Linked DNA regions of Mus musculus: region 2 is linked to region 1. A link is a loop called in an ENCODE intact Hi-C map of the cell type or tissue named here. Cell type or tissue: gastrocnemius. All regions are shown on one strand. Links, peaks and the distances in the headings refer to the core of each region. The heading gives the core; the rest is flanking DNA.

Evidence for each region. Hi-C counts contacts between places; a loop is a spot of excess contacts. Peaks named below come from ENCODE experiments on the same cell type or tissue, not always from the same donor. Only the 100,000 strongest peaks of a DNase experiment are listed, where the experiment ranks them.
Region 2: it touches region 1 in a loop (2.7-fold over the local background); 7 of 42 quality-filtered maps call a loop at or near these places.

The regions. Positions count from the first base shown.
Region 1 is chr7:4,138,431-4,153,867 of GRCm38, forward strand. Leng8 (leukocyte receptor cluster (LRC) member 8) reads left to right here. Exons shown (of 16, transcript NM_001374609.1): 2 at 266-358; 3 at 989-1,160; 4 at 1,506-1,613; 5 at 2,593-2,703; 6 at 3,602-3,854; 7 at 4,067-4,208; 8 at 4,404-4,607; 9 at 4,989-5,267; 10 at 5,358-5,498; 11 at 5,623-5,908; 12 at 6,282-6,383; 13 at 6,465-6,533; 14 at 6,625-6,754; 15 at 6,836-7,043; 1 more. The coding sequence starts at 321. The coding sequence ends at 8,673. It overlaps Leng9 (leukocyte receptor cluster (LRC) member 9), which reads right to left and starts at 11,442. Exons shown (of 1, transcript NM_175529.3): 1 at 9,753-11,442. The coding sequence starts at 11,245. The coding sequence ends at 9,788. Cdc42ep5 (CDC42 effector protein (Rho GTPase binding) 5) reads right to left here. Exons shown (of 3, transcript NM_021454.4): 3 at 12,830-13,357. The coding sequence starts at 13,357. The coding sequence ends at 12,905. In gastrocnemius, for the core only: a CTCF peak has its summit at 7,566 (motif pointing left); DNase peaks (open chromatin) are centred at 4,758, 5,047, 7,564, 8,360 and 7 more places; H3K4me3 peaks cover 1,765 bases; H3K27ac peaks cover 1,833 bases.
Region 2 is chr7:4,484,818-4,500,254 of GRCm38, forward strand. Ppp1r12c (protein phosphatase 1, regulatory subunit 12C) reads right to left here. Exons shown (of 22, transcript NM_029834.3): 2 at 12,599-12,729; 3 at 12,400-12,518; 4 at 4,916-5,075; 5 at 1,694-1,838; 6 at 1,541-1,615; 7 at 572-645; 8 at 372-499; 9 at 194-267. Among named protein-coding and RNA genes, the nearest start is that of Ppp1r12c, 9.1 kb to the right of the region's middle. In gastrocnemius, for the core only: no CTCF peak of the experiment used is centred there; DNase peaks (open chromatin) are centred at 7,787 and 8,600; H3K4me3 peaks cover 1,612 bases; H3K27ac peaks cover 5,335 bases.

The sequences.
Region 1 (15,437 bases), core at 3,101-11,100:
TCCAAGGGAGGTGTTTCCTTTCATGCTCAGGTCTCTTCACTCCACACTAGGAACTGATTCTGATTCTTTAAGCTGTTTGTTTTTGAGACAGGACTGTAACTTGTAGCCCAGATGGGTATTGGAACTCCCAAAAGATTGCTGGCATTATGGTCATGAGCCACCACACTTGCTTTCCTTTCCATTCTTTGCCAGTGTTCCCTTCTATGAGATACCCTCTCTTTCTAGCCTATCTTCTCTTGGGGCTAATTGATCTCTTTTCTTATAGACATTTAAAAAGCAGCCTGGCTCCCGAGGTCTATTCCCTACACCCCAAGGTCCAGATGGCGGCCAACGTGGGTGATCAGCGTGCTGCAGACTGGTTAGTAGGGCTAAGGGAACACAGCCCATTGCAAGAGGAACAAGACACAACGGGTCCTTGCACAGCTTGGGGGAAAAATGCTCATTGTGGGGGCTAGGATGGAGGGGCAAGCTTCCCCTTTGAGCTTTCCTTTAATGTATGTGAGCTTATGTGGGTGTGAGTGAGTGTGTGTCACCCATGTTCGTCAAGGTCAGAAGAAGCCTCAGATCCCTTGGAGCTGGAGTTAGAGGTGGCTCTGAGCCATCCGACATGGGTGCTGGGAACAGAGCTTAGTGATATCTGCAAGACTGCTAAATGTTCTTAAGCACTGAGCCACCTCTCCAGCCCCCTCTTAATATCTTTCTGATCCTTCCCTTTTCTTTTTTTAAATTTTTTTTTCATTGTTGGCCATGTCAGAATTCACTGGCTTGTAAAAAACCTGAGTTCTCCTAAAGTCGTAGGTCATGTATAGAATTATGTACATACTGGTTAGCTTTCTGTTTGCTTGGCACATGCTATGTGCCACCTTCAGCTTGGGCTGTGGTGAGTAGGGAGTTTAGCTCTAGAATGCAAGCCTTGGGTTTACTTTTCCCCAACTTTGTCTACCTGTGTATAGATAGGGGAGACCATAACTGTGCTTCGTTGTTGCAGGTCTTCTCAGTACAGCATGGTGACTGGGAACAGCAGAGAAAATGGCATGGAGACTCCTATGCACGAGAACCCAGAGTGGGAGAAGGCCCGCCAGGCCCTGGCCAGCATCAGCAAAGCAGGGGCTACCAGCAGTTCCAAAGCCAGCAGCAGTGGTCCTGTGGCCAGTGCACAAGTGAGAATGGCATGGAGGATTTGGGAACTACAGTGCTGGGCTGGGGCCGTTGCCGAGAGAAGGGTGGGAAGGATGCTGGCTTCCATAGAGGGGAGTGCCATAGGGGGGCTGTAAGCATGTTTTCCTGTTAACTAAATGTAATGAAGGGGGAAAGTTAACTCCTTTGGGTCAACCTGGGCCTGAGTGATCTTAAGGATGATCGTCCCCATCTTTTAAGATGTCTAGTCTTACTGTACAGAGTCTGCACCCTTCTGCAGTTGCTCTGCAGTGAAGGCCTACCCTCTTGGTAGTGTAGTGCCCATGGGCTCCTGTGGCTGGTACTGATGGACACTCCTTTTTCTGCAGTACGTCTCTCAGGCAGAAGCCTCTGCTTTGCAGCAGCAGCAGCAACAATACTACCAGTGGTACCAGCAGTACAACTATGCCTATCCGTATAGCTACTACTACCCCATGGTGAGGACCTGGCTGCAGGGTGGGAGCCTTCTGTCAGGGTGGGCAAATGGTTGGTTGGGGTGAAGACAGACAGCAGCCCCTGACAAAACTGCCAGATTCCTGCTTAGGTCTCATAAGATCTGGCATATCCATTCTGGTCCTTTCCACTGTTGATGCTGACATTTCCACTGCCTCCAGACCCCAGGACATTAGCATGTCCTAGTCCCCTATGCTTTGCTCTCTGCAGCTCACTTCAAGGTTCCTTGCTGCCCAGCGAACACCTTCAAGAGAGCCTCCCATTGCCTTTTAAGTCGTCATCCTGCTTTTCCTTTTCTCTTCCTTGTATTCGTTCATGGTACTTACTGGAGTACATTACCTACTTACCCCATAGCTGTGTGTAGACTTTATTAAAATCTGGGTTTTTGCTTTTCTTTTTGAGTCACGGTTCTCTATATAGCCCAAGTTGACTTTAGGCTTCTCTTCTGCCTCAGTTGCCTGAATGTACACCACCACAACTAGCTTGTCTTTTTTGTTTGTTTGTTTGTGTTGTTGTTGTTTGGGAGGTGTTGTTGATTTTTTAAGACAATGTTTCACTATGTAGTTCTGGTTGGCTTGGAACTCACTGTATAGATCAGGCTTATTCAAAATTCCACAGAAATCTACCTGCCTCTGCCCCATGCCCAAGTCCTGTGATTAAAGGGATGAGCTGTTGCCCCTATCACTTTATCATAGCATTTAAAAGTGTTGGCACTTAGTGTTTCTCACTACCTATTAAGAAGAACTCTGGGTATGATATAAGTGGAATGAAGAGATTTTTGTTTGTGATTACTACTTTTTCTTTCATTCATTCATTCATTTATGAGAATACATGATTACTTCATTGTGTGGTGGAAAAAAGGGCCTGGGGCCCAAAGCCTCTGGAGTTGTACACAGTTCCAAGGGAGGCCAAAGGCATGATGAGCAGCCTCCACTAACTCTGGCTCCCCCTGTGCCTTGGCAGAGCATGTACCAGAGCTATGGCTCCCCCTCCCAGTATGGGATGGCCAGCTCCTACGGCTCAGCTACAGCCCAGCAGCCATCGGCTCCCCAGCACCAAGGGACTCTGAACCAGGTAATGCTGTGCCTCGCTGCTCCTGGTCAGCTGGGAGAGAGCCTGGGTCTCGAGAGGACTTAGAACCATTAGTCTGCATGATTTCAAAGCTGCCCCCTCCCTTCCTCTTTGTTCTTTCTTGCCAAGAGGCTCCTAATTTAAAAGCTTAGCTTTTAAAAGTAGGATGAATGGGCTTGAGGCTGGGCAAGGCCAGGGGGCTGTAGTACTGGGAAGATAGTGGGGATAGTTTGTAGTTTGGCGGTCTGTCTTCTCCCTTTTCCTCCAGCATGTGCACTCAGCCTGTATTCAGGAGGAAGTCCTCCCCTGCTTCCTCCCCCTCCCCCCCCCCCACATACACATACACAGCAGATGGTGCATGCACACCTGTACCTACCCAACGTGCTGCCTTTGCATCTGGCACAGCCTAGAGGAGTGGAAGAGCCCAGATCGTGGGAAGTACATTGACCTAGGTTTGAATCCGTGCTTTGCCTCTTCTGTGGACCTCTTGAGTCACATGACTACCATACCTTGGTGGCTCTTAAGAATCGAGAGGATGCAATCTTCTCATAGGGATTGGGCAGATGTGTTGTCCTGTGTGTTGATGTGCTCAAGAGAGGGAACCTTAGTAGATGTGTCATCAGTGTGGTAGAGTCACAACCCAGTGTTGGCATTGCTGGTAGCTGCTCCTTGACAGCTGGGCTGTGGAAAGTTGTTCAGTCCCTTGAGGCTTAATCTTCTCAGTTGTGAAATGAGCTGCTAGTGAAAATACATACCCCAGGGAGTCACTGAGCACACATTATGGCAACCCACAAAATGTTGTAGCACTGAGTGCTAAAGAAGATGACTATAAAGACTGAATACCATGTGACTCAGCACCAGGATGCTGCCTGCTTCTTTCATCCTCTGCTTCTTCTTGCAGCCTCCAGTCCCTGGCATGGATGAGAGTATGGCCTACCAGGCTTCCCCTCAGCAGCTACCTGCAGCTCAGCCCCCTCAGCCCTCAAACTCACAACATGGGACACATAGTCTAAGCAACGGCCCTCAGCCTGGGACAGCCCCAAGCACTCAGCACAGTCAGGCCGGGGCTCCTACAGGGCAGGCATATGGGCCACACAGCTACAGCGAGCCTGCCAAACCTAAGAAGGGTCAGCAGTTATGGACCCGCATGAAACGTAAGTTAGTGTATCTGTGGGGAAGTCAGAGGGTTGGAGCTTGGCTGTGAGCCACACAGGGTTGCTAGTCCTTTGTCCGGGTGTTATGTGCCCTAGTCTAGGGGAAGATTGTTCTAGAACAGGTATGCTCATGTTAGGAACTTGTTCCAGAGCTTAGCCTATTTAACTGTCTGGGGAAGGGCCTAACTCCTGTCTCTGCTATCCTCCCACAGCAGCCCCTGGGACTGGGGGTCTAAAATTTAACATCCAGAAGCGGCCCTTTGCTGTCACCAGCCAGAGCTTCAGCTCCAATTCAGAGGGCCAACACAGCAGCTTTGGGCCCCAGCCCAACTCGGAGAACACTCAGAACCGCAGGTGACTGTTACCCTGACCCGCACGCCCGTGCTCTGTGCTCCAGGGCCTCTTTAGACACCACTCTTAGTGCTTCGTGGGGTGAAGGGAGTGGGGAAATGTACAGAACAAGGCTGCCTTCTCAGATCACAGAGGGAGTTCTGCTGACACGTGTGGGTCCTCCCACCTGAGTGCCTTCGTCTATCCCCCACCCCACAGTGGACCTTCTGGCCGGGGAAACCTGTCTGGGAAGCCAGATGATTGGCCTCAGGATATGAAGGAATATGTGGAACGGTGTTTCACCGCCTGCGAGTCAGAAGAGGACAAGGACCGGACAGAGAAACTGCTCAAGGAGGTGCTACAGGCCCGGCTCCAGGATGGCTCTGCCTACACCATCGACTGGAGCCGAGAGCCTCTGCCTGGGTCAGTCTGGGTGACACTGTGAAACAGATATGGGCTGGGGACATGGATCTCAAAACTAGCAGGTTCAGAGACAAGTGGTCCCAAAAGCTGACACCTGTATCTCAGGTCCCCATGGGGTGGGCAGGAGGCCAGGAGTGACCAAGGATGGGTTTTGGGAAGTGGGAAGGGATTACTAGGGAGGTATGGGTGGCTTGATGGCTAAGAGCATCCCCTGGACACAGACAATCTTGGGCTTGGTCCCTTTCCTGCACCACAGTGGCTGAGTTGCCGGGGTAAGTGCCTCTGCTTTCTCAGGTTTGGTGGCCCTGGGCCATGGGGTGGGGTCTGCAGAACTGCAGGTTGGTGGCTGGTTGGTAATGCCCTGCCCTACTATATCCTCAGGCTGACCAGGGAGCCTGTGGCTGAGAGCCCCAAGAAGAAGCGGTGGGAGGCCCCTAGCAGCCTTCACCCTTCCAGGGGGGCAGGCTCGGTGACCAGGGGCGGGGGTGCCCAATCCCAGCGAGGGACACCTGGGGCTGGGGGTGCTGGCCGAGCTCGGGGTAGCAGCTTCACCAAGTTCGGCAACCGCAACGTCTTCATGAAGGATAACAGCTCTTCCTCCAGCACGGATTCACGCTCCCGCTCCTCATCCAGGTCTCCCACGAGACACTTTCGGAGAAGGTGTGCAGGCTTGGGCTGGAAGGGCGCTGGGGGGGAACTGCGTGGAGCCTGACCCTTGTGCTTCAGGCCTGACTTCTCTTTCCTGTGCAGTGACTCCCATTCAGACTCTGACAGCTCCTACTCAGGGAATGAGTGCCACCCTGTAGGCCGCAGGAACCCACCCCCCAAGGGTCGGGGTGGTCGAGGGGCCCACATGGATCGAGGTCGGGGCAGGGCGCAGCGTGGAAAGAGGTGAGGTGCTTAGGGTGTGATTTCTTCCTAGGCATGGGTGGGTGGTATTGGGTCTCACAGGTGGGGGAGATGGCCTTCAGAGTGGCTAAAGACATTGACTTTCTTTTTTACCCTTTCTCCCCAGACATGACCTAGCTCCCACCAAACGTAGCCGCAAGAAGATGGCAGCACTGGAGTGCGAGGACCCAGAGCGTGAGCTTAAGAAGCAAAAGAGGGCAGCCCGCTTCCAACATGGGCACTCACGTCGCCTGCGCCTTGAACCTTTGGTGCTACAGATGAGTAACCTGGAGAGCAGTGGAGCTGACCCTGACTGGCAGGAGCTGCAGATTGTGGGCACCTGTCCTGACATTACAAAGCACTATCTGCGGCTCACCTGCGCCCCAGACCCGTCAACTGTGCGACCTGTGGCTGTAAGTCCCAGGCATTGTGTGTCTGCCCCCAGAATGTGTTGGGCATAACATAAGATCGGGCACATGGAACATGTTGGGTGAAGGAAGTGGTAGCTCTGGCTGAGAAAAATCCTAGCATGCAGGCCCTTCACATCTGGGGCATAGCCTGGTCACAATCTCCCTTATGACCAGCAAAGTTAAGGGAGACTTATGTGTGGGGCCCTAGAGCCAGGGAGACTTGGAGCACTCACACCTGCTGTGTGTTGGTTTGATTTTGTTTGTTCATAGTGGTGAGTCACTGATACTGGCTTTGGTGCTGCTCTGGTTGAGTGGGGCACAGTGGCTTTGGCCTGTCAGCTGTCTGGCCACTCAGCTTTGATTCTCTTCCCTGAAGGTTTTGAAGAAGTCTCTGTGCATGGTCAAGTCCCACTGGAAGGAGAAGCAGGACTATGCCTTTGCCTGTGAGCAGATGAAGTCCATTCGGCAGGACCTGACAGTAAGGCAGCGCTGAGAGGGTGCTGATGTCAGGCCTCTTCCTGCTCTCCTCTCCCTGACTCTGCTCTTTTCTACTGCCCAGGTGCAAGGCATCCGGACGGAGTTCACTGTGGAGGTGTATGAGACCCATGCCCGCATTGCCTTGGAGAAGGTAGGAAGCTTGGTGGTTTCCTCCCACTCCTTTCTTGAAATCACTTGTACTTGCCTGTGCCTCACACCCTCCTTCCATGCCTTACCCTCAGGGTGACCATGAAGAATTCAACCAGTGCCAAACACAGCTTAAGTCACTGTACGCGGAAAACTTAGCAGGCAATGTGGGTGAATTTACTGCATACCGAATCCTCTACTACATCTTCACCAAGAACTCTGGAGGTGAGAGGCCCATCCCCAAGATGGAGGGGCCATGCCCAAGGTGCCACCCTGCCACCTGACCTCCAGTTATCTCCTGTGCAGACATCACTACGGAACTGGCATACCTCACAAGGGAGATGAAGGCAGACCCCTGCGTGGCCCACGCGTTGGCACTGAGGGCAGCCTGGGCCCTGGGCAACTACCACCGCTTCTTCAGGCTCTATTGCCATGCACCTTGCATGTCTGGCTACCTTGTGGACAAGTTTGCAGACCGGGAGCGCAAGGCCGCCCTCAAGGCCATGATCAAAACGTATGTGGCACTGCACTCTGCTGCCTTCTGTGCCGTGGCTCTGCCACGTCCCCTCCGCATCCTGGTCAGCCTTCAGCTCCTCTGCTGGAGTCCCCTCCCAGTCCCCTGTTCATAGCCCTAGCCCTCATTGCTTTCCTCATCGGCCACCTGCAGTTGCAGGTTTCCTCCCACTGTTCTGGCCTCACCACTCCTGGCATCATGTCCTTTCCCTCCCTGCCTCCTTTCTGTTCACATCAGTTTGGAACCTGCTTTATCTTCCCCCTTCTCAGGGCCTTTGCTTGCAGCTACGTGCTGCTCTTCTTCCTGACATACTAGAAAGGGTGACTTGATTCATATTGCTAGCAGTCTCTTGAGATGAGACCTTGTGCCCATTCCATTTTTGACTATCAGAAGTTTTGGGTTGGGAACCTGTGGTACCAAGGCCCTTGGGCATCAGACTGCACGAGGCTTGCCCATATGAGGAGGATTCCCAACACCACCACAACCTTGTCCTCAGATTTTGCTCCTGGATGCTGCTGCCATCTAGTGGTAGTGGTAGAGACCAGGAACGCTGTGCAGCAAAAGGCCCCACAGCAGTGTGTGCCAGTCTTGCCAAGGTTAAAAAATGCTGGTCAAGAGCTCTGTCGATAGTCTTGAGGAGCCTTGACTGTCAGGCTGCGCAGCAGTGTTTTGTCATTAGTGGTTCCATTATAGTGGGATCTGCAACTTAGGGGTCAAGAAACCTGTTTGAGAATTTTCTAAGTCAGTCCAACCCAAGGGAGGTGGGGCTGTGACTCCAGATTGACTAGCTAAAATGAATGGACATGAGGCTACTCAGCCTTTTGTAATCCAGAAAGCCACTCTGTGGGCAGCTTTCAAGCTCTGGCCTGTGTTGGCCTCACTCTAACAGCACCTTTGCTGTGAGCTGAGCACAGCAGACAGATCCCTCAGATATCAGAGGCAGGCTGTTCTGTCCCAGGGCCATAGGGTGCCTGGGTTCCAGATACTTGGTAAGGCTTAAAGTGGTCTTCAGGAGAGGGTCCTCAAAATTAGCGGTACATGTACACTATTAGGGCATCTGAGTAACAACCAGAAGGCACTGCTGAGTGTAACACTCTGTGCAAACATCCGGGGGGGAAGGGGGGGTAGGGGGGCGCCATTGTCCCTACCCTCTGAGCCCATGTACCACTTACTCTGTCTGGCTCCAGCTCCTCAGTCAGCAGAGGAGCCAAGCTGGGCCCTTTCCCTCCTGCCCCCTCCTTCCTGAACAGGTAAGTGTGGGCGAGGGGGGGCACAGCTGGGCACTGGGGCTACCAACCCCATCCCTTGCCCCCCCAAGCCCCTGAAAATGGGGAGGTCGGGAGGGGCTGCAGAAGCCAGCAGGTTCCTTGCTGAGGAAAATACAAGCCCAGATGGGGAGCATTGCTCCTTGTTCTTGGGCCCTCCCTTGTCTGTTTGCCTCATCATTTTCTCCTCTTGTCTCCATAGCTTCCGCCCTGCGCTGCCCGTCTCCTACCTGCAGGCCGAGTTGGCCTTCGAGGGCGAGGCCGCCTGCCGGGCCTTCCTAGAGCCCTTGGGCCTGTCCTACACGGGCCCGGACAACTCCAGCGTGGACTGCCGCCTCAGCCTGGCGCAGCTGCCAGCCTTCTAAGCACCCATCGAGCACGGGCGGGAGCAGGGCTGTGGCCCAGCGCCGCCTTTTCACATTTTTTGAGCCATGGACATGGGTTGTAAAAATTTGTGGGGAGTAGGCTCCAGGAAGAGCCAGCATCCCTGCCCCCGTTTCCCACCGGGGACCTGTACAGAGATTTTTTTCTACATTTTTATTTTTTGTCTCAGAGGGGATAATTGGGAGTGTATAGTGGAGCAGGGTGGGGCGGGGCTACAGGTTCTGTGTGCACCTGTCACCTCCACTAACGCTGTCTCAGTGTTTTCTCTCTCTCTCTCGAGCTCGTAGTCCAGCGCCTGACTCTGCGTCGGCCCATCCCACGCTGGGGCCAGCAGAAAGAAGACAGGCTGTCCAGGCCGCACCCGCTGCAGTGGGGCACCAGCCGGCCACACCCATTGCCTCGGCTGCCTCTTCATAGACTCTTGCTGCCCAGCCGTTGGGGCCTCAGTGTTTGGGGTGAGGGAAGCCACTTAAAGACTATGCCCCACCTTCAGCTCCTCACCCCAGAAACTCCAGCCAGCACCACCGACACAACCAGACCAGCGCCACACCGCACTGAGGACTCCAAGGCCTTCGCGGGACCATGCCGGCCGGGCTGCCTCGTCTTACTCAAGTTGTATTAAGTTGTCTCCGTGTCCCTTCCTCCCTCTGCCCCAATGTTTCTTCTGATTTTTTTTTTTTCTTTCCCTCCTGCCTCTTCCCTTCCCACTCCCTGGTTCAACACAGGTAAAATGGTTACCCTCCCTTCTTTCCTCCCCTCTGCCTTCATGGATCACCAACTCACGTCATGTTTCCTTCTCTTTTCTCTGTGTGTGTGTTTATTTAAGTTACTTTTCTTCCTTCTCCCCTTTTCTTTTTACCCCTCCCCCTTCTGCCATGTAACTGGAGGATGTGCTATGAGGTTGCAAACAGCTGGACTGTCAGGCTGCTTTTTCCCAGATGCCTCCCTGCCTCCCTCCCTCCCTCTCCCCTCCCTTCCTTCATTCTCCTTGAGCATTGAGTACAGTACATTTTGGAAGCTTGAAACCAAAATTAAAGAGAGAGAGCGAGAACCTGTTTCTGCTTGGCCTGTTTTATCCGAAATATGAAACCTCGGTCATTTCAGGGAAATTTCTACCAAGGGAAGATAGCTATGCCCTGCTCTACCCATGCGGCAAAGCCAGAGTTTACTTAGGGGCTGCCTTCCTAGCTCCTGGTTCAGGGTGTACTCAGGCTTAGGGAGGCAGACCTGGGTTCCATGTGGTACCTTAGCCAGGGTGAGGTGCGGTTGTAGTTCTGGCAGCAGCACCACTCTAAGCCCTTCGGCCTCTAGCCTCTGATTCAGTGTTTGGGCCATACCTGTCAGTGTGGGGGAGGGTGTGGCACAGAGCACATGATGGCCCAGAAGAACCAAGTCCCTGAACTGTAGCTGGGAGGGTGCCTGAAGCCCTGGTTTCAAGATGGCTCTCCGAAGAGCTCTAGCTGCTGCAGCCTCCTCCCCAGGGCCTGTCAGCCTTAGCAAGACCACTGTCAAGTGCAGGGCCTGTGCTGGTACCAGGAACTCAGCACAAGAAGGGGCAATCCGGACCAGATGCTCTTGGGCCTTGACCACCTCAGCCCTAAGCCCAGACTCTGTCACCATCAGTGCCACAAAATGTGTGGGCCGGGGCTGGCGAGGGGCCCTTCTGTCGTCAGGCCAAACACCTGGATCCCACACATTTCCCATCTCTTCAGCAGAAAGCCCTTTCGTTTCCATGCCCTGCGCCTGCCACTGTGGAAGCAATGTAGCTCTGGGCTCCTCTACTGAGCTGATCTTCACTCCTGAGAAGTTCATGCTTGGGTCTGGCATTTCTAACTCAGTGGTCCCATTCAGCCCGGTCTCTTTGGTTGGCCCATCCACTTCAGGTGTCTCCAGGCTGGAATCAAGCCCAGTTCTGGTCTCTTTGATTGCCCCACCCTCTTCGTGTGTCTCCAGGCCCGAATCAAGACCTGTTCCGGTCGGGTTTCCACCCGCCTCTGCAAGGGCATCCTGGGTATCCAGACCCTCTAAACCCACCCCTGTTTTCTCTGTGTCGGGAATTTCTGCCGTGACCTCTGTCCAATGCTCGTCCCCGCCGTCCAGCGCATCAAGGATAGTGGGTCCCCGACCAGCCACAGAGCCCGATCCAAAAATGAGGTCAGTACGGGAGGCACGGTCCCATACCAGGCGGCCGCGGAAGCGGAAGTAGCGTATGCGGTGCTGCGGCACTGCCAACACGCCAGGTCCGAGCGCTGCCAGCGGCTCGTCCCAGCAGAAGGCGCAGAATGGCTCTTCCTGCACTCCCAGGAAGCGGTCGGTGTAGCCCACCGAAAAGTCAGCAGGGTCCAGGCGCGGGTCCCAGCGGATGCGTCGGATGACGTCAGCAGCAGTACGCAGAGCCGGCTTCTTGGACCCAGCCTCCGGTTGCGTAACCACCGGGGACGGCGCCGGGGCCCCGGGATGTGGCTGACGGCAGCGCGCACCGAAGCGACAGCGGCCCTCTAGGAAGAAGCGGCAGACCGCGGGGGCCTCAGAGGAATCGGCCGAGGCCTCCATGGGCCTTCACGCACTAAGCGGTCTCTGTCTGCAGCGTTGATCTCCAACTGTGACGCCAGGAACCCCTCCCGCCTCAGGTGGAAGGAGGCCAAAGGACCAGGCAGGGCGTCAGAATGTAACACGGGCTCTGGAGCTCTAATTTCAAGTCCAGTTTATTTACGCGTACCGGGTTTGTAAGCCACTGGGAACCCCCTCTTGCCCCGCCTGAAATGATTTACATATGTCCAGCCCCTCAGGGAGTCTTAAAGAGCCTGGCCCCGCCCAACCAGCCAATTTATGTGTGCGTCAAGCTTCTCTCTGGACATCCAGGGAGTCACGTCTTATTCCATACAACTTCTCCCTTTGGGGACTTTAGCGAGACAGTTTAGCAAATACTTGACAAGTGCCCCACCGCTGTCAGGGCCCCAAGAAAGGCTTCTCCGCATCCGATTTACATATACTCCGCAGCCTGGGTGGGGGTAGGGCTTAGACAACCCCTCCGGCCGCCTCCAGATACTTTGCATCTGCTCAGCCTCTCGAGACCTCTAGGGAGCCTGGCAGGGCAGCAACTGATTTACCTGAACACCGCAGCTTCGTTGGGAGGAGAGGAGTGGGACTCAGCGGTCTTGGCCCCGCCCCCAACCGTCTTTAAAGTTTGTAGCCAGCTCCCATGCAATTGATTATCTTACATGCCACACCTCATAACGAATAAAGTGACTCCTGGTTCTGCCTCTGTCAAGTTATTTATAAATGTCTTTCCTGGGAGCCTCACCCCTTTACCTTGGCCTCACTCCACCTGATTGTTTTACACATGCTCCGCCCCTCATTGGTCTTATCCTGGACTCAACCATGGTGAAATGGTTTCTCCTGTGCCTCCTTGTAGAGGTCGGGTTTTACTCCTGTCACCAGCCTAACGTTTGAAATATACGACCCACCCTTTTGGAAACTATAAAAACCCTTACTCTACCTCTGGTTCGGTTAATTTAAATTGGTCTTATCCCTCTAGGGACCTAAGATAGCCCCGTCCCAAAACAAACCCAGAGACTAATTCTAATTGTTCCTCCCCTCTGAAAACCTTTGAGAATTTTGCTTCACCCCCCTCCCGATATAGGTTCGGGCAGTCCTGCACCTCTAGATGTTAAAATATCTGGACGTCTCAGGCTGAACTTTGTGCCCAGATTTGTAACGCAACAGCCTCCCGCAGGGCGACACACAGTTGGTGGGACCTGAAGCCCTTCCCACGGGAACCACACCCTCGTGGCTCCAAAGGCTCGCCAACCGCTTCCCTTTGCAGGGAAGCGCCGCCCAGTCAGAGTGCACCTGGAGGGAAGTGGATGGCCAGGCGACTGTGACTCTTTATGCCAGATAGCAGCTGTCACGGGTGTTGGACTTTATCCAGGTGGTAGTGAGGATCGGTCAAGGTTTGAGGGATGAATAGGACTGTGGTAGAGACTCCGCCTTTGGGGAGGGGCATTACATGAATACGTATTCAAACTCTTAAAGGAGCATCACTGACAACTTGACTTCTAGTTGGTGGCACCCCAACTAGAAGTGGCACCACCCTACTGCTTCTGTACCCTTTCCCGCGTAAAGTGAATAGACAGTCCATGGCACAAACCTCAGCCATTTATGTGTACAAAAGTGGAGTGCTGGGAGGGAGGGGTTGAGGGAATTATGACACTACAGACCGATGACGTCGTCCAGCTGGAGGTCAGCATTTGAGCAGCAGCGGGTCTTGGGGTGCTGCACTCTAGGGTGGGCATCCCCATCGGGCTTGGTGGCTGTTGTCTCGCTGCGCTCCGCGTCCATGACGCCTAACACCGCGTCCAGCATAGAGGGGCCCAGGTCCAGGTGGAAAGACAGCAGCGGGTCCGCAGGTGAAGGCACAGCCACAGGGGGCTGTGGGGCTGCAGGTGGAGCGACAGAATGTGGGGCCACAACCGGTGGGGCTCCAGGCTCGGGAGGCGGACCGCCCCCGTGGCGACTCAGGAATGAGGTGTCCCCGAAGGCGTCGCCACCGCGTCCCACGTGCAATGTGTGCCTGAAGTCTCCGAGGGGTGCTGAGATCGAGAGTGCTCCGCGATCCAGCCGCTTCTTGGGTTGTGCAGGGCCCAGCTGCTTCATTACCGGCATCTGTGGGGACATAGGCATATCAGAGCTGCCTCATCCGGGAGCCCCAACTCTGTATCCCTATCCTACATAGTCAGCCACAGAATGCTCTCATAAAACAGGGCTATGGAAGAACTATTATTCCCAGTTAACAAATGAGGAAGCAGACTGGGAGGTTCTCAAGGTCCCTCCTGCTGAACTCAGTGACATACTTAGTTTAACACGCCCATAACTGTACCTGATCTTTGCTACTTTGTGGTTGTTTTTTCACTCTTTATCACCCTCTCCCAATCCACTTCATCCCCTAACACTAATTTCTTTATTTTTTAATTAGATATTTTCTTTATTTGCAATTCAATTTTTATCCCCTTTCCTCATTTCCCCACCAAAAAATTCCCTATCCCATTCCCCCTCCTCCTGCTCACTAACCCACCCAACTCCTGCTTCCCTACACTGGGGCATGCATGCAGCCTTCACAAGGCCAAGGGCCTCTCCTCTCACTGATGACAGACAAGGCCATCCTCTGCTCATATACAGCTGAAGCCTTGAGTCCCTCCTTGTGTACTATTTGGTTGGTGGTTTAGTCCCTGGGAGCTCTGGGGGTACTGGTTAGTTCATATTTTTATTCTTCCTATGGGGCTGCAAATCCCTTCAGCTCCTTGGGTCCTTTCTCTAGCTCCTCCATTGGGGACCCTGTGCTCAGTCCACTGGATGGCTGTGAGCATCCTCTTCTGAATTTGTCAGGCAAATGTTTCTTCTCCTTCTCCTCCTCCTCCTCCTCCTCCTCCTCCTCCTCCTCCTCCTCCTCCTCCTCCTCCTCCTCCTCCTTCTTCTTTTGGTTTTTGGAGACAGGGTTTCTCTGTGTAGCCCTGGCTGTCCTGGAACTTGCTCTATAGGGCAGGCTGGCCTCGAACTCAAAAATCTGCCTGCCTCTGCCTCCCAAGTGCTGGGATTAAAGGCATGGGCCACCACTGCCCCACTCTTCTTTTTTTCTTTGACCATGGCTACTAGCACACTGCGACCGACCTTCCTAAGTGACCAACAATTGCAGACCACTTCTCTCAGGGCTCATGTTTATGTAACCTCTGAAAAGTTTCCAGAATCCCAAATTTACAAAGTCGCAGCTGGCAAAAGCACACTTCTGCTAGAGCTCAAGGTAAATCATAGTCAGCTGCTGAAGAAAATCTGAAGCATCCTCACATCTCTATGCCTGGGATTAAGATGGAAGGACATTCTTATAATATTTCTGGTTTTTTTTTTTAACAAAAATTCCAGAATTCTCACTACACATGACCATTATACTGTGTGGGTCATCCCAACAAAAAATATTTGAGCATTTCTAGGGGGTAGGTACCAAAAAAAATTACTTTTGGAGTGCTACCCATCTAGGCTAATAAAAAATAACTTCAGTTAGCATTAGTTATAGAGGAACAACACGTGATTGCCAATGCCCATCCTCGAAGACAGGGAGACTGTCCACTTAATACCCAGGGTGCAGGTCTAGGACCAACTACACATTCAAGCACCCTGCGCTCTGTACACATTGAAGAAGTGGACTAAGAAAGCTCTACAGGGCATGTGCAAAATTCACTGAATAGGCCACATGAAGATTCTTATTTGGGAGGTTCAGAGTGGTTCAGGGGAGCTGTATATTTACACAATTCTATAGCTAAAGTCTGCTTTGGGGGAGATGATGACCAAGCAGTATAATATCTCATATTCTGTAAAACACTAATAATAAATAATAAATGTTATATGTTAGAAAGAATAGTAATAGTAAAAGTAACGGGCTGAAGAGAGGGCTCAGAGGTTTCCCGTTTGCTACTCTTCGACGGGAGGGAAGCATATTTGCATAGAATTTAATAACTAAACTGGTCTGCTTTGGGGTGGGACTATGACCTAGCAAGCAGTATAACATCTCATGCTTTGTAAAAACACTAATAATAAAGCAAATACCTTATATGTTAACGTATTTCCAGGGAAGCTCTGATCTCAGTACCCATGTCCCACAGTTTAGAATTTCCTAGAACTACACCTCCAAGAAAACTGATGCCCTCTGCTTGCGTCTGTAGGTACTACTGTACACACACACAGACATGTACAA
Region 2 (15,437 bases), core at 3,369-11,368, 350 kb after region 1:
CTCTCCACAGAAGCTAAGAGTATAACTCCAGGAGAATCACAGGACATCACAGCCAGGGTGGGTGCCACCAAAAAATAACTCTTTGTCCACAAGGACCTAGGAAGCAAGTCAAAAGGCCACCTTCCTGACCAGAGGTGGGAGTATTTACAGTGTGCCGCCACTGCCCCAGCCTCACATCAGCAATCAGACTCACCACAGGGCTCTTAGGGTTGGAGGACACAGGGGAAGACACACCATTGAGGGCTCTTGGTTCCACAGCTGGGTGCTCTGTGGTACAGGAACAGAAAGGGAATGTCAAAGGAAATGTCAGCTGCCTCTGATATTTTGGAGTCCCACGAATCCAGGCCCAGCAGTCCTTCCTCAGACCCTACCAGCTGACGCTTCACCTCCCTCATCCTCATCTCCAATAGGAGGCCCTCCTGCCCCACCAGGCCGGCGCTCCTTTGATAGATCCTGCAAGGAGATCTTCTCTCGGCTGCTCAAACGGCACACGGAGCTCCTAGGGAACGGACAATGTCACTGTCCAAGTCTGGTGATGAGTCGCACCCACCCCAAGCCAGCCACTTCTTACCTTCTGTGCTTACTACTTGAAGGGACCTGTGACTCCTGGCCTCGGCCCTGGGAGCCTTCCTTTTGGTTCCGAAGCTGTAAGGATGGAAGGGGACAACTGGGGAAGGCCAGAGGGTACAATTCCTCCTGGATTTCCTAGCTTCCCCATCTCTGTGCCACCTCCTTACCTCCAGGGCCATCATGCATAACTGGGCTAGCCACACTTTATGCAGAGTTGTGCTAACATGAGAACTCAGTCTCCTAGCAGCATACCATATCTGGGGCTTATGCAAGCTCTCCCAGGCTTGGTCTGATTCAATTGTCACTGGCCTCCAATCTTATTCCCAGAGGGATTCTTCTACTTCCCAGAGGCTAGCAGGTTGCTCAGACCTCCTCTCTACTCTTCAGCACATCTAGGATGCTGGTTAACTGTTCGCAGGGGAGGGGACTCTTTGTCTCCTTTTTTTGGTTATCACACACAAGCTCTCCGCTCAATGACAGCAGCCACCTTCCCAGACTAAATGCAATCTGCTGCCATACATAAACCCATGTCTTCTTAACAGAATGCCGCTTGCCCCATGCCCTCCTTGCATCTCAGTACGGCACAGCACTCATCTCTGCAGAATATTCCCAGTGGGTCTTCTGGCTGGCTCCCACAATGTCTGGGCAACCTCACTAAATACTGAAATTCCAGCCCATGCCATCTGCCTGGGACCTGCATCCACCATCCCTTCACTAGAGACAACAGGAGGATAGGCCCAACCTATGTCACAGCTCTCTCCTCACCAAGCAGACAGGAAACACAGCCTCACCTCCTCAATATACCCAGAGGTGCCCCCTTTCATAGACTTCAACCAGAGCTGGGCCACCAGGTGGGGAACAGAAGGTCCCAGGACTGAGGGTATCAAGGGACAAAGAACGCCAGCCATCCCAGTTACTGTTACCTCCTCAGAGCTGCCAAGTAAAGAGGCAAACTAGAGTCGAGACTCACGTCCTCCTGTTTCTGAGCCAGTTCCTCCAAAAGGTTCATCACGTCCTCGTCAGCCAGGTCACAGGGACGCTGCCCCTGAGTAGGGGAAGGAGATAGATGATGCTGATGTGAGTCCTGCTCCCCTCCCTGCCCACCTCCTGACATGGTCCTTACCGCGTGGGTCAGCGAATCCATGCCCCCGCCATGCTCAGCCAGCAGACGGCAGGCATCCTCCACACCCCAGTGGGCTGCTGCATGCAAGGGTGTCCAGCCATCTCCATCCCGGAGCTCTGTGTCATAGCCAGCTTGGAGTAGCAACCTACTCCAAGGGACAGGGAGTCTGGGGTCAAGGGTCAAGTGAGGGCAACGGCTGATTTCAAATTTTGTTCTGTGGCCACAGTACTACTGATCGACACAAGAAAGGATTTGCCGGCAACCAGCCCTTCCCCAGCTTCCTTGCACAACTGAGCCCTCCCTCGAACCAGCAGCTACAATTCAAGCCCACAGGAAGTCCCTCACAGCGCGCAGGGATCCCACTCTTTGAATCCCCGTGTTAAAGGGTTCAGAGCAGTGGTGAGGGGTGATGAGAGAAGTGCAAGACTCCCCCACTAACCCAAGCCTAAGAGGATGTGACCCACGAAGGGCCTGTGTAATTCTAGAACCCACCTGTTTTAGAATACTGGATCTCAACAGTGTCAAGCAGCACATACAGACCCAGACTAACACACACACACACACACACACACACACACACACACACACACACACTCTCTCTCTCTCTCTCTCTCTCTCCCTCTCTCTATCTCTCTCTGGAAACATCATCACTGGAACCCTAACTTACAGATAGAGACAGGTAGCATCAGTGGGTCGAGGCTGAAGAGGCTGCTCAACCTCCTCCAACATACAGCACAGCTCCACCACAGACTAGATCCAAAGCACCAGAATGCTAGAGTTGAAAGAGCCTGGCTCAGCCAATGACCTTTCAGAAAGTAACAACCAGGGAGCTCTCCAAACTCATCATAGGGCAAGGTCTCTTTTGAAAGAAGTAGAATGAGGTCCTGTGTGAGTGAGCAAGGCCACAAGCATGGGGAGACAGAGATGCCTGATAGATGCCTGATAGACTGCAAAGCACTAGGTCCTGTCTGGGCTGAGACTTCCTCCCTCTCATTTCCCAAGATACCCCTGCTTCCATCCCAGGGCATGTTGGGCTTCTTGCTAAATTCCTACATGCTATTGCCCACATCAGTACTAGCTGTGTTCCTCTCCTGGTTCATATCGTAGGAGCCTGCAGCATGTTACCCAGTCATGCACCCTAATCCATCAGCACTTCCTCACCTAGCAGTTTCTTTGCCTATTACATGCTGTTTATATCTTCCCAAGGCCAAGGATTTCTTCTTATAAACTTAAAGTTTTATTTACTGTTACTGTGTGTGTGCACTGTGTGTGATGTGAGCATAAGTGCCACAGCACGGAGGAAGATCAGAGGACAATAGTCACGGATTGGTCTTTTCCTTCCACCATGGCGCCAGGATGAATGCAAGTCACCAGGCCCTTATGTGGCAAGCACTTTTACCTACTGAGCCATCTCACTAGTCTAGAAGCCAAGGTTTTCAACTGGATACTGCTACACCCGAAACACTTGTGGCAATGTCCAACAACTGAGTCAGTGGTGTGCTAGCACCTGGTGAGCTTTCAGTGGACAGGACAGCCATCAGAATAGAATGACCCAGTCCATCACATGTCTGTCATTAGCTATGGTGGCTATGGCTATGGTTCATACCTGAAATGCCAGTAAGGCTACGAGGATGGGCAGTGTGAGATCAGCCCAAGAGGCCAGCACCTAACAGACATTAAGTAAATATTTACCTCTACTTTTAATGAGAGTAACAGTAAGACTTTTAATATAGCTAAAAATAATGACAACAAATTTAGTGAACAGATGAGTGTAAATACAAACCTACACAAAGAGGTTATCACAAAATCACAAGATTCGTCATCACTGCAATCCCATCACTAAGAGGCTGAGGCAGGACAACTATATATCAAGTACCAGGCTAGTCAGGATTTTTCAGCAAGACCTTATCTCAACTAAAAAAGAAAGAAGAAATTACAGGGGAGGGAGATAGGGCATGGCGGCTCTCACTGTGAATCCCAGAGGGACACAAAGGAGAGAAATCAGAGCTTAAAGACTGATGAATTGAAGCTCTCCTTGATCAACATGAGGTACTGACTGAGAAAGCCAAATGAGCAAACACAAGTTGTAATCACTCAGTTCTTGCCCAGGGCTGGGACAAGGACTCGGAACCACATGCTAGGCAAGTGCTTCCCACTCAGGCACCCTCAGCCCCTCACAGGGAGACTCTAGGTACGAATACACTCATGTCCGCACCCACAGCCCATGGACACTCCTAAGCCCCAGTGCTTAGGTTCTGTGATAGGAGAATGAAGTCGTCCACAACCAATACACGTTCTCTACTAACAGCCTCACAAACTAGGGAGATGGCTCAGTGGGCAAAGCGTTTACGCACGAAGACAGGCATACTGCTCACTAGCATGTATTTAAAAACTGAGTGGACATGGCAGTCCATCTGTAATTCCAGCAGGCAGAGGAAGGGACAAAAAAAAACCCTCAGAGGGAGAGGGCTAGCTAAAGTTGCCAAAATGGCAAGCTCAGGGTTCTGCCAGAGACAGTTGCAACTAGAAAAAAATACACCATCAACCTAGGGCCTCCACACACACGTGAATGTACACTCACACATAACAAGTGCCCACAGACATGCACGCACGCGCACACACACAGACACACACCATACAATCATTAGCCAGACGCAGGGTCATGTGAAAACAAACTTAGTCAATGATGAGAACTGGGTAAACGGAACACAGGCATTAAGAGGTTCACACACTTCTGGAATGTTCTCCTGAAAAGCAAATGTTCACATTTGCTTTCTTTGCCTCTGTTTCTGACTGACTTGGGATGTAGATGCCATGACAGGTGAGAAAGTCACAATGGGTTGATGGAAACTTGAGGGTTCTTTGGAAAGTTGGTTGGGAGGTATTTTGCTGGGGCAAACACATGAAGAAACACTTTGTTAAAGTGGACACAGGCGTGAAAGGCTAAGGCAGATTCGTGAAGGACCGTTTGGCTGAGGCAGACACAGGAGAGACGATGTTCTAAGGACACGTGATGGAGGACTCTTTGCTAACACAGGCATGAATTGATCCGCCTTACAATGTGTAGTTGAGCTGCGTTTATTGGGACTCCATAGAGAAACACACCAAAAACCTTCTGGTGGTGTGCTGCAGTTTCTTGTCAGTTCTGCAGCCTTGGACAGATTGGATTCAAGTGCTGAGGCAACAGCAGAGACACAAAACAATCACTCTGGCCTAGCTCACCTCATCACCTCGATGTAGCCCTTGGCAGCAGCCACATGCAGGGCAGAGGCCCCAGTCCGGGGGTGCCTGGCCTCTGGCATAGCACCCCCATTCAGCCAGCACCTTGTGTCATGAAGCAGCAATTCTTCTTCAGCCCGCTTGGCTGCCTCGACATCCACACCTGGAGGAATGAGGCGATGACTGGTGAACTCATACAAGGTGGTCCTGGAAACCCCCATGACAGTTTCATGGTCGCAGCTTGGCCCTGTGACTCAACGAGTCCTCTCATCCAGTTCTCTGCTTGGACCAGAAGGCCTGAACTAATGCAGGACTTCCCAATTGTGCTCTCTGCAGACCTGGGAACCACCAAGGGTCTTAAAGAATGGAAACCACAGGTCTTGACCCATACCTGTTTTTTGATTTTAAATATGAAACCTCAAGTTTCCCAGGCAAACCCAGCACCTGACACATCTAAGTCTTCCCATCCCTCCCATCCCTCCCATCGCAATCCACAGTCCAGTGCCTTCACATAAGGGAGCTTCCTGACAATTCTGCCATCGCTTTAGACACTGCAAGTCCAACTGTGCACCAGCCAGGCGAGGTGTCGCACGCCTTTAATCCCAGCACTCAGGAGGCAGAGGCAGGCGGATTTCTGAGTTCAAGGCTAGCGTGATCTACAGAGTGATTTCCAGGATAGCTAGAGGTACACAGAGAAACCCTGTCTCAAAAAAATAGAAAGAGAGAGACAGAGAGAGAGAGACAGAGAGAGGAAAGAAAAGAGAGAAGACAACTGCACGAGTGCCACCAGCTCATGGGAACTTGGGCCGTTAGAGTCATGCACCTAACATCTTATTAGCTGAGCCATCGCCCCAGTTCCCCTCACTGTTTTAAATGCACCCAATTTAAAACTTGGCTATTGTTGTTTTTGTTCTGTGTGTGTATGACAGTTTTCTACTTCCCAGGGGAGCCTCAGACTCACTACCCAGCAGAGGATAAGCATCTTATCTACCGGCCTGCACCTCCCGGGCCAGGGATCACAGGCTTGCACTTCCACACTAGCTTACATGGTGCTGAGGATCAAGCTAAGGGCCATGCGTAGCTGGTAAGCATTTTACCAACTAAGCCACATGCCCAGCCTATGACTTAGAAACCTCAAACTACATTTGTGGTTCACTCAGGATCTCCAGTGGGTATCACTGGCAAAGACCTTAAGGCAGAACCTGGCTAAACACCAAGGGGCTAAAGAGATGATTCAGCTGCTAAAGGCTAGGCTCAAACCGAGACAAAAACCTACACAAGGGGGTAAACTGCAGAGACTCACTAGTTCAAGGCCAACTAGAACTAACAAAGCAAGATCCTGCCTCAAAACACCAGGGATCAGAGTTTAGTCCAGTGGCAGGATGCCTGCCTGGAAACATAAGGCTCCAAGTTCAGCCCAGAAATACAGTGGGCTGAACTTTCCAGCTTCACTCCACTCCCTTACAACCAAGGTTGAGCAGCTGCTTCCTCAACAGATACACTGTATACTTCTGCCACCACAAAGTTATAAAAAAACAATCCCCAAGGTTTGTTAGGGATCTTCTTTTTCATCCTAAACCAAGACCAACTCCACTCAGACACCAGCTGTAGCTAGGCGCTAGCTACCTGGTAGCAGTTGGATCCTGGCTCCTTGTGTCTCCTGGCCAACTAGGACTTCCCTTGTAGTGGCAGAGTTGAAGAATGTATGGCTAACGTCCATCTGCAGTGCAGTCACAGAGAATAGAGCAGGGAAAGCCAGGACCGCCCTCTTCCTCCAGACTCCTGCTTCCTTAAAGGGAGTCACCGAACAGTTCTATCAGACTGTGGCAGGGAAGGGGAAGGGCGGCGTACATTTGCTTTTCTTCAACCACTACCCAGTATTCCTGTGCACACTTAAGGGTGTCCTGTGCTTTCCACACAGCTAGAGCTGCTTATGTGTGTTATTCACAGTTTTTCTTGTATAGGCTGTTTTGGGCTGGCTTGTTAATTAGGATTTCTATATGTAACACAATATGTGTGCTGTTTGTGGGTATGTCTATATACATGTGTGCCTGGCGCCACCGAAGGTTAGAAGAGGGTGTCAAGTCCCTCTAGAACTGGAGTTAGAGGTGCCCATGTGGGTGCTAGGAACTGAACTGGAAGACCAGCAAGAACTCAACCATTAAGCCACCAGCCCCTCTACCTTGTCGTGAGTGGATCCCTCACTGATTCAGCTAGCCCGACAGACAGGCTTACAAACCACAGGGATCCTTCTGTGCCTGCCTCCCAACAACTTGCTAGGATTTCAGGTACTGGCTGGGCTTGTCTACATGGTTGCTGAGAATTCGAACTCAGGACCTTAGTGTGTGCAGCTAACCCCTCTACTACTGACTTACTTACATTCCTAGTCATGAAATGAAGGGTGTGCGCACATGTGTGTGTGTGTGTGTGTGTGTGTGTGTGTGTGTGTGCACGCGCACTGAATTTGCTGTAAGAAAAAATGTTATTACATATATTTTATTGTGTGAATGTATATGTGCACTCAAGCACATGCGTAAAGTCAGGCGACAGCTTGCAGGAGTCACTTCTACTTGGTAAAAGTACCAACCAAGTAGATCCTAGGGACTGAAGTCAGCAGTCAGGCTAATGTCAAGTGCCGTCACCCACTGAACCATCTCACCGGCCTGAAAATAAAGCTTTAATGGCATCCAGCCACATCTGGTTTTTCTCATCTTGTCCTTGGCTCATTTCCCTCTATAGCAGATGGTAAAGTCATTATAATAGGGACTGTATGCCCTGTAAGGCCTGAAATATGTACTGTCCACCCCTTCACTGGTAAGTCAGCTGACCCCTGCTGGGATCACTTGCTTATAAATCAGGCACCACCCGCTGTCCAGTGGCAGCACCAACCTTTCCCTTACCAACAATAAACACTGTGCAATATTCCTGTGCACTTACACCACCTACAAGTACAAACGCCAGGTCAGAAACTCAGGTCCGCAGCATCAAGCATGTTCAAGTCCCGCATGAGCACTCCCTCCAGGCACAGCCTTCCTGTTACTCAAGCTGGCACCTACAACTCCCACAGACCATTGTGTGTGCCTGTCTGTGGGATTCAGTCCTGTCCTCCCTAGCTGTCAAAGGAGATGGCTTCACCTTTCCCAAAAAGCACTTCAGTCCCCTTCCTATCCTGTCCCCCAGAGGAGTTTTGCGGAGGCCTGACCCTGCAGCCTGAGCCACAACAGAACTGCTAGGACCTGGCAGTACCCACTCTTCCTCCTTCGGTAACCACATCCTGACGTCCCTCCCCCTATGGCTTCTGAGTGACTCTGCTCAAAGCCTGGTCACAGGGTGACAAGTCCTCCTGCATAGTGACAGGCGGGCTCTGCGTCTGACATGAATGCATGTGCCAGAGCATCACAGAGAAGCGGCTCACTGAGGTGGGGCTACTGTGTTCCAGTTGCGCAGCAGACTACACTGCTAGAAGCCTTGCTAAGCACCTCAATGAGAGAACATACCTGACGTGACGCCCGCCAAAGCAGCTGCTGCCATTTGAGATCCATCTCCAAAGACTGACACACTGGGCTTGGAAAGGTGGCTCAGTTTGTAAAACATGCACCACACGAGCATGAGAGCCTGAGCTCAATCCCAGCACCAATGTAAAACACCAGGCACGGTGGGCCACTTGCAATCCCAGCACGGGGAGGCAGATGGACAACGTAAAATGCCAGGCACAGTGGGCCACTTGCAATCCCAGCACGGGAAGGCAGACGGGAGCCAAACAAGCTCTAAGCTACTGAGCAACCCTGTCTCAAAACTCAAAGAGTACGGCTGAGGGTCACTTTGACCTCTGGCCTCCAAACATAGGTGCACACATACATGTACTTACAGGCATAGGAAGAACTAAATTTCTACACACATTAAACAGTCACTCTAACGGTAACTCTATCCTACCACATTTTTATTACATTCATTTATTTGGGTATATGTGTGGGAATCACAGGTCAGTTCTCTGCTTCCACCATGTGGGTCCCCGGGATCAAACTCAGTTGTCAAGCTTGACAGCAAGCACTTCTACCCACTGAGACATCTAGCCAACTCCCCCAACCCCTTGTTTGTTTAGCTTATTGAGTCAGGGTCTCTCTGTGTAGCACTTGCTGTCCTGGAACTCACCATGCAGATAAGGCTGGCCTCAAACTCAAAGATCCGCCTGCCTCTGCCTCCTGAGAGCTGGGACTACAGAGATGTGACAGGATTAAAGGCACCACAGCCAGTTCTACTCCTAGTGTTATCAGCACCTGGACACCACACTTGATGCTCTGCCTCCATGAATTTGGGAGCTCTACTAGTGTAATTATTCTCAGTATCTCATGTAAATGAGAACTGCACACTTGTCTCTGTGTGGCTAGCTTACTTCAGTTGAGCCTGTAAGGTTCATCCAAGCTATTAGATGAGTCAGTCTCCTCCTTCCCTATCTGTATAGACCACATTTTGCTTATCCATCCCTTGATTGAGTTCCTACTCTCCCTGATTCTGAGGAAGGAATCCACAAACTAGGCCAAGTGCCACAGGCTGGACTAAGCCACACCCAAGCCCTAAAATACTGTAAATATGCCTGCACGGGACTTTCTCACTGCAAACACCACAAAATGTAAAAAAGAGAACCAGGCATGGTGGCTCACTGCTACAACCCCAGCACTCAAAAGGCTGAGGCAGGAGAATCTCAAGACCACACTAGTCTACACATTAAATTCCACAACAGTCTAGGTCAGTTAACTAAAGTAACTAATAAGATAATAAGCATTACGGGTCTGGATGTTGGGATGCGTATTTTGCTGGGCTGTGGTGCTGGGGACTGGACTGCCCACACTCAGTAAGCGCTCTACTACTCAGGAGCTTCCACTTCCCCTCTGCTTGTTTTTATTTTGTTTTTATTATTCTTCATTGTGTGTAACTGTGTATCTATGCATGGGCAGAATCTGGTATTAGAAGAGATCAGAAGTACAAGTTCCCTCCAGATGCTGAAGCTACAGTGAGCCCAGATACAGTGCTGTGAGCTGAACTTGATCCTCTGGCAAAGCCGAAAGTGGTGTCAGGGACTGAGCCAGCCTGCCTGCCTGCCTGCCTTTCTTTCTTTCCTTCTTTCTTTCTAGACATCCAGCTCTTCATTTATTTATTAAGTTGCCCAAGTTGGCTTTGACAGACCTTGAACTCACTATTCATCAGGCCTGGCAGAATAGAATCTGAGAAATGTATCAGCACCAGCAGGAAGAAGGCAAAACCAATGGGCTCACCTTCACTGAAGCCTCTCTGTGGGAGAAACTCAGGCCTCAGCACAAGCTACCTTGAGGCTCTGAGGGTGAAGGCCCCAGGCTGCTCCTGCCTCCTTGTTGGAGAGGGCTGAGCAGCAGGGCCTGAAGAAGGAGGTACTCTCCATTATCTGGGCAGAGTCTACAATATCAGCAACATAGTCTCAAAGAGCTATGGAGTGGAAGGGAGGAGGGCAGGCTGAAAAGGGAAAAACAAGAAAGATATTGATGCCTATGTGTATGGAGGGAAGAGAGCAGGACAAAGCAGTAAAGGGCGTCTGTTTAGACTGCAGTTTCATCTCTGAAATGTCCGTAACAGATTCCTGAAGGCAGAGGCCTTAAGAGACAGGATGGGAAAGGGGACTAAAAATTACAGGATTTCTTTTGAGGGTGACTTTAAAAATGCTTTGAAATGAATGTGGTATTGACTCTACAACTCCGTGCATTACAGCACAACCACAAACTGAGCACTCTGGGTGAACTGTTGGGTGTGTTGATTATAGCCTCAAAGCTGCATTGTTGTAAAACCACTGGTGGGCTGGCAGGCTGGCTCAGCAGGTAAAGGTGCTTGCCACCAAGCCTGACAACCTTGAGCTCCATCATTAGGACCCACATGGTGGAAGGAGAGGACTCCCACTCCTGTAAGTTGTCCTCTGACCTTCACAAAGCGTAAGCTTTCCCATTAATGATAAATTAAATAAACCTAATAAAAAAGACTTTTAAAACAGCAGCTGGAGTACTGGCATGCGTGTATAATTCAAGTACTCAGGAGGCTGCACCAGGATTGCTCCAAATTCAAGGTCAACCTGATCTACATAGTGAGTACCAGACCAGCCTACATAGCAAGACCCTGTCTCAAAGATAAATAGGGCTAGAGACAGGTCAGCAGTTATGAGCACAGGATGCTCTTCCCGAAGTTCCAGGTTCAATTCTCAGCACCCAGTGTGATTCACAACCGTCTATAACTACAATTGCAAAAGGGTCTGATGCCTCGGACATGCATAGGGGACAGACATATTTGCAGACAGAAAACCCGAACATGTAATTTAACAAATTCTGTGATAAAGCCAGGAAAGGGTCTAAGGTAAGTCATAGTACTGAGGCAACTTTTCTGTGTTTGAAGTTGTACCAAAATAAAGTTAGGAAAAGGAGTGGGAGCTTGGCTCAACCACTGCTGCTGCTCCACTATAACCCAGTGAGGCTTCTAACCTCTGGCCTCCATCTCTTGGTGCCGACTGGCTACCAAGCATCCCCAATTAACTCATAGCCATCTGAAACTCAATATGGCAAGATGTTAAACCCATGTCTTCCCACCTTAGGTGGTAACATGCAAGAACAGGGACGCCAAGACTACACCTCCTATGATCTGTTTGTCCTCTCTCCCCTCTTACCTCCTAACTGGACACTCCCCAGTGTAGAACTGAAACCAGGGTACAAGGGCATCTTACGTTCCTGGAGAGCCTGCTAAGCTCCACAACATCCCCAACCTAGCCTGCTTCCCAATTCCTTTCCTTCCAGGCTCTACATTAAAGAGCTGAGATCCACCCAGCTACAACCCAACTGGCTCTGGATACTGATTTGTTTGTGTGCTGACAGGATCTCATGTAGCCCAGCCTGGCCTTGAACTTGCTTACTACATAGGGGAGCATGACTATTACTCAAGGCTGGGATCACAGGCACGCAGCACCACAGCTGGTCTGGACACTGGACACTAGCTTTGGAAGTCGGCAGACAGGGATCTCGAGCCTCTTTCAGAACTTGCTGTTAAGAACACAAGCACCTCATCCAGGGAAATGGATAGGGTCAGACATGGAGATGCAAGGGGCTCCTAGTTCCCACTCAAAGAAACCAGGACACAATGATGTTGGGAGCTCAGGACAGAATCCACCATATGTCCCAGTCCCTCCTAACTCATGGTAGGGTCTAGCCATCTTGCTCCTTACTCCTGAACAAGCATTTGCTCACAGTACCTCAATCCCTCAGTTCCTTGGGGCTGAGGTAACAGGCACACTCATAGCAGCTAGTACTCTTATTCTATGTCTGGTAGTGTCTCACTAGACCCTTGGTAACCCTGGCACCTCCACTCCCATTTTACTGGGGAAGAAACAGAGGCATAAAGAGAGCCAGAGTCCAAGGAAATGGGCAAGACCTTTGAGTCCAGACTCCCAAATTCCAAAGCTCTTAATCCCATAGGCCCACCTCGGCGAGTGATCTCTGCCTTCAGCAGCCCCTCCATGGCATCTGACTCAGCCAGGTCCAAAGGCAGGTCCCCGTCACTGTTGACAGCAGCAATGTTGGCCCCATGGCTCAGGAGGTACCTAGGGGCAATGAAAGGTCAGAGCTGCCAGGCCTGGACTCAACACCTAACCCAAGCCCTGCCCTTCAACCCTTGCCTCACCTGGCAATGTCCAGGTACCCACAGGAGGCAGCCACATGCAGAGGCGTCCAGCCCTCGTTGTCTGCCTGGTTCACAGTAGCACCCTGCTCCACCAGGAAGCGAACGACTTCCAGGTTCTCATCTATGCAGGCCTAAGGATGGGAACAAGCCCATCAGCTCTCATCTCACCCAGCCAGAGGACCAACGAGGAGACTTTTCTACAAAGGCAGACCCAGAGACCCAGGGCCAGCGAAGGGTGTGAAAAGCAATGCTAATGGCCTTCAATGTAAGTCCCAGGGGCCTCCAGACACCCGCCGCTTAAAATACCCTAGTTACTCCATGTTTGGGTCATCTGAGCATGAAGAGTTCATGGAGACAAGAGCAGGTTCCAGAAGCCAGGATGAAAAAAGTGGACATGGAACATGTTGGGCTGCCATCCCTGCATGTGATTGCTGAACATATTCTTGAGATGGAGGAGTCCCAGAACCCAGACATGGTCTCCCAAAAGGCAGGGCACTTTGAGCAGACACACCCCAGTGTAGGTAGTGTCAGAACGCTCACCTAGCCCTGACTTCCATTCAGAGCACAAATAAATAAATAAATAAATAAGATTATCATACGTATGCAGCACCTCCCAGAGACACAGTTGTGGGCCAGGGGCATATTTCCCAAATTTTCCTGTGCACAGGTTTCCTCAGAACATCTTTCCCCCAAACACCAACACCACACTACACCCCCGCTTCCTCACTTTAGAACAGAAAACTTGGGGAGAGGAAGGCCTCACCCTAGCTAGCACAGTACTCAGGGCCATAGGAGAAAGCTGGCCCCAATCCCTGATGACACTGGCTAGATGCTGGAACCACTGAGTCGAGAGAGGGGGCTGGGTCCCGACTCCTGAGCCCTCATGAAAATTAACCCCCTTCAAGTTCAACCATCTGGAGAAAGAGGGAAGGAAGCTACAAGGGCCAAGAGCATGAAGTCATGGAAATTTAGGCTGCAAGAGGGGGGCCACACGTGCCCTGGGAACGGGATGAACTCTGGGCGTCACTCTGGGCTCAGTTTATTTCTACTCTGTTGTCATGGTGACGGGAGGGGGGCAAGGAGGCAGATGGGCCTTTCCCTTTCAAGGGCCTGGCCAGGCACCGGCGTCCATGTGAAAGATGCCTGAGGCTGGGCACCAGGGACTCAGGAATCTAGGCCCACCTCCTCCTCCCTCAGACACAGAGCTCTAGTCGATCCTCTTTTCTTAGACTTGCCCCTCCTCCCTCAGATCCATGTGTTTGAGCACAAAATCTCTCCCCTGTTCAAACCTAGGACTCTTAACTCCCAGCCCTGCCAACCATAGACCCAACTCATAGCCATTATTGGGCAAGGCAGATTATTGGACAAAGGGAAGAAAAGAAAAAAAAGAGTATCCCTGTCTTGGTGAGGTAGAAGTTGGGGCTCAAGAAATATCACGGCAGGAAGCTGATGCCCCAAGGAGGGTTTAAAACTGAAAACACAGCTCCAGGTATAGAAATCAGGAGACACCAGAAGTCACCAGACAGAGTGACCAAATGTCCTTGTTTTCCTGGGACTGAAATTAGCTCTTGGAACTTTCACTGCTAAAGCCAGGGCAGTACAAGGTGGTGACAGCACACTCACCCCACTCTAGACCCAAGCTCCCTCTGCGTACTGGCCCTGTAAACCAACTGCTCTCTTTGCATCTCCTTTCCCAATCATCCAAGCCTCCTGCAAAGCCCTGAAGAGTGAGTTCACCAAGGTATCGCAGCGGTGGGAGGAGAGACCCACCTGGAAGGCTGCCTGACAGGCCAGGCCTGAGGTTACAGGTCCTGTCAGAGGAGGTGCTCTAGTGCCTCCAGCAGATGCAGAGGAGAGGGATGCAGTCAGAAGAGAAAGCTCAGAAGCCAGGGACTTGGGTGGTGCTAGAAGTCTGAACTGCTCTCCTGCACTGTTTAAAGATGCTGAGACCCTGAGAGGGGCCGCAGGGAAGTAGTGCCCTGCTGTATGTAAAGGAAAATGTCCCAGACAACACTGGGAACTCATTCCCAGGGTACACCGGCAGATCATGTAGGCCTCAAGGAGGAGCTTCCACATGACACTTCTCACCAGAGCTTCTAGGGACAGAGGTGACCACTGGTCCCATTCCACAAGTAAGAAAGCTAAAGGACACAGAGAAAGAACACTCAAGATAAAAGAGACAAAGAACAGACAGGCAAACAGACATTAAGTCAGTACTGATTGACTGGTTTTGTTTTTGTGACTACGTCTCATGTGGCCGAGAATGGCCTCAAACTCACTCTGTAGCTGAAGCTGACACTGAACCTCCAATCACCTTGCTTCCACTTTCCAAGCCCCTGGTTTCCTGAGCTCTAAGTACCCACTCTACCACCCAAGCTACATCGCAGCCCAGGACGGATGGATTCTGGGTGTTTTTTCTCTACCTGCAAGTGTGAAAATTGAACCTGTCAAATACCCTCGCTCTGTTTCCCATCTCCACAGGCAGCAGGCGTCCCTTCCAGGATCCCCTCTGTTCCCACCAGTAACTGAACTACGGGATCCTAGCAAGAAGAGAGGACAACCCAGGAGATGGAAGTTGCCATGAAAGAAGCTGCCCACCAGAAGACTGACATTGGACCAACACTGAGACCAGGAGGGAGAACTGGGATGTAGGCTCTTGTGTGACTTATCTTGTTCTCGGTCATCCTAACTGAATAAAAGCATCCTGAATCCAGAAGAACCCAAGCAACAACACAAGATGGTCCTGACTCTCGGGCACAGAGCACTGGAAAAAAATAATGTGTGGAATAGGTTCTAGAATCCTGGGAGGTGATAGGGTGGAAATCTAGGAGAGAGGGCA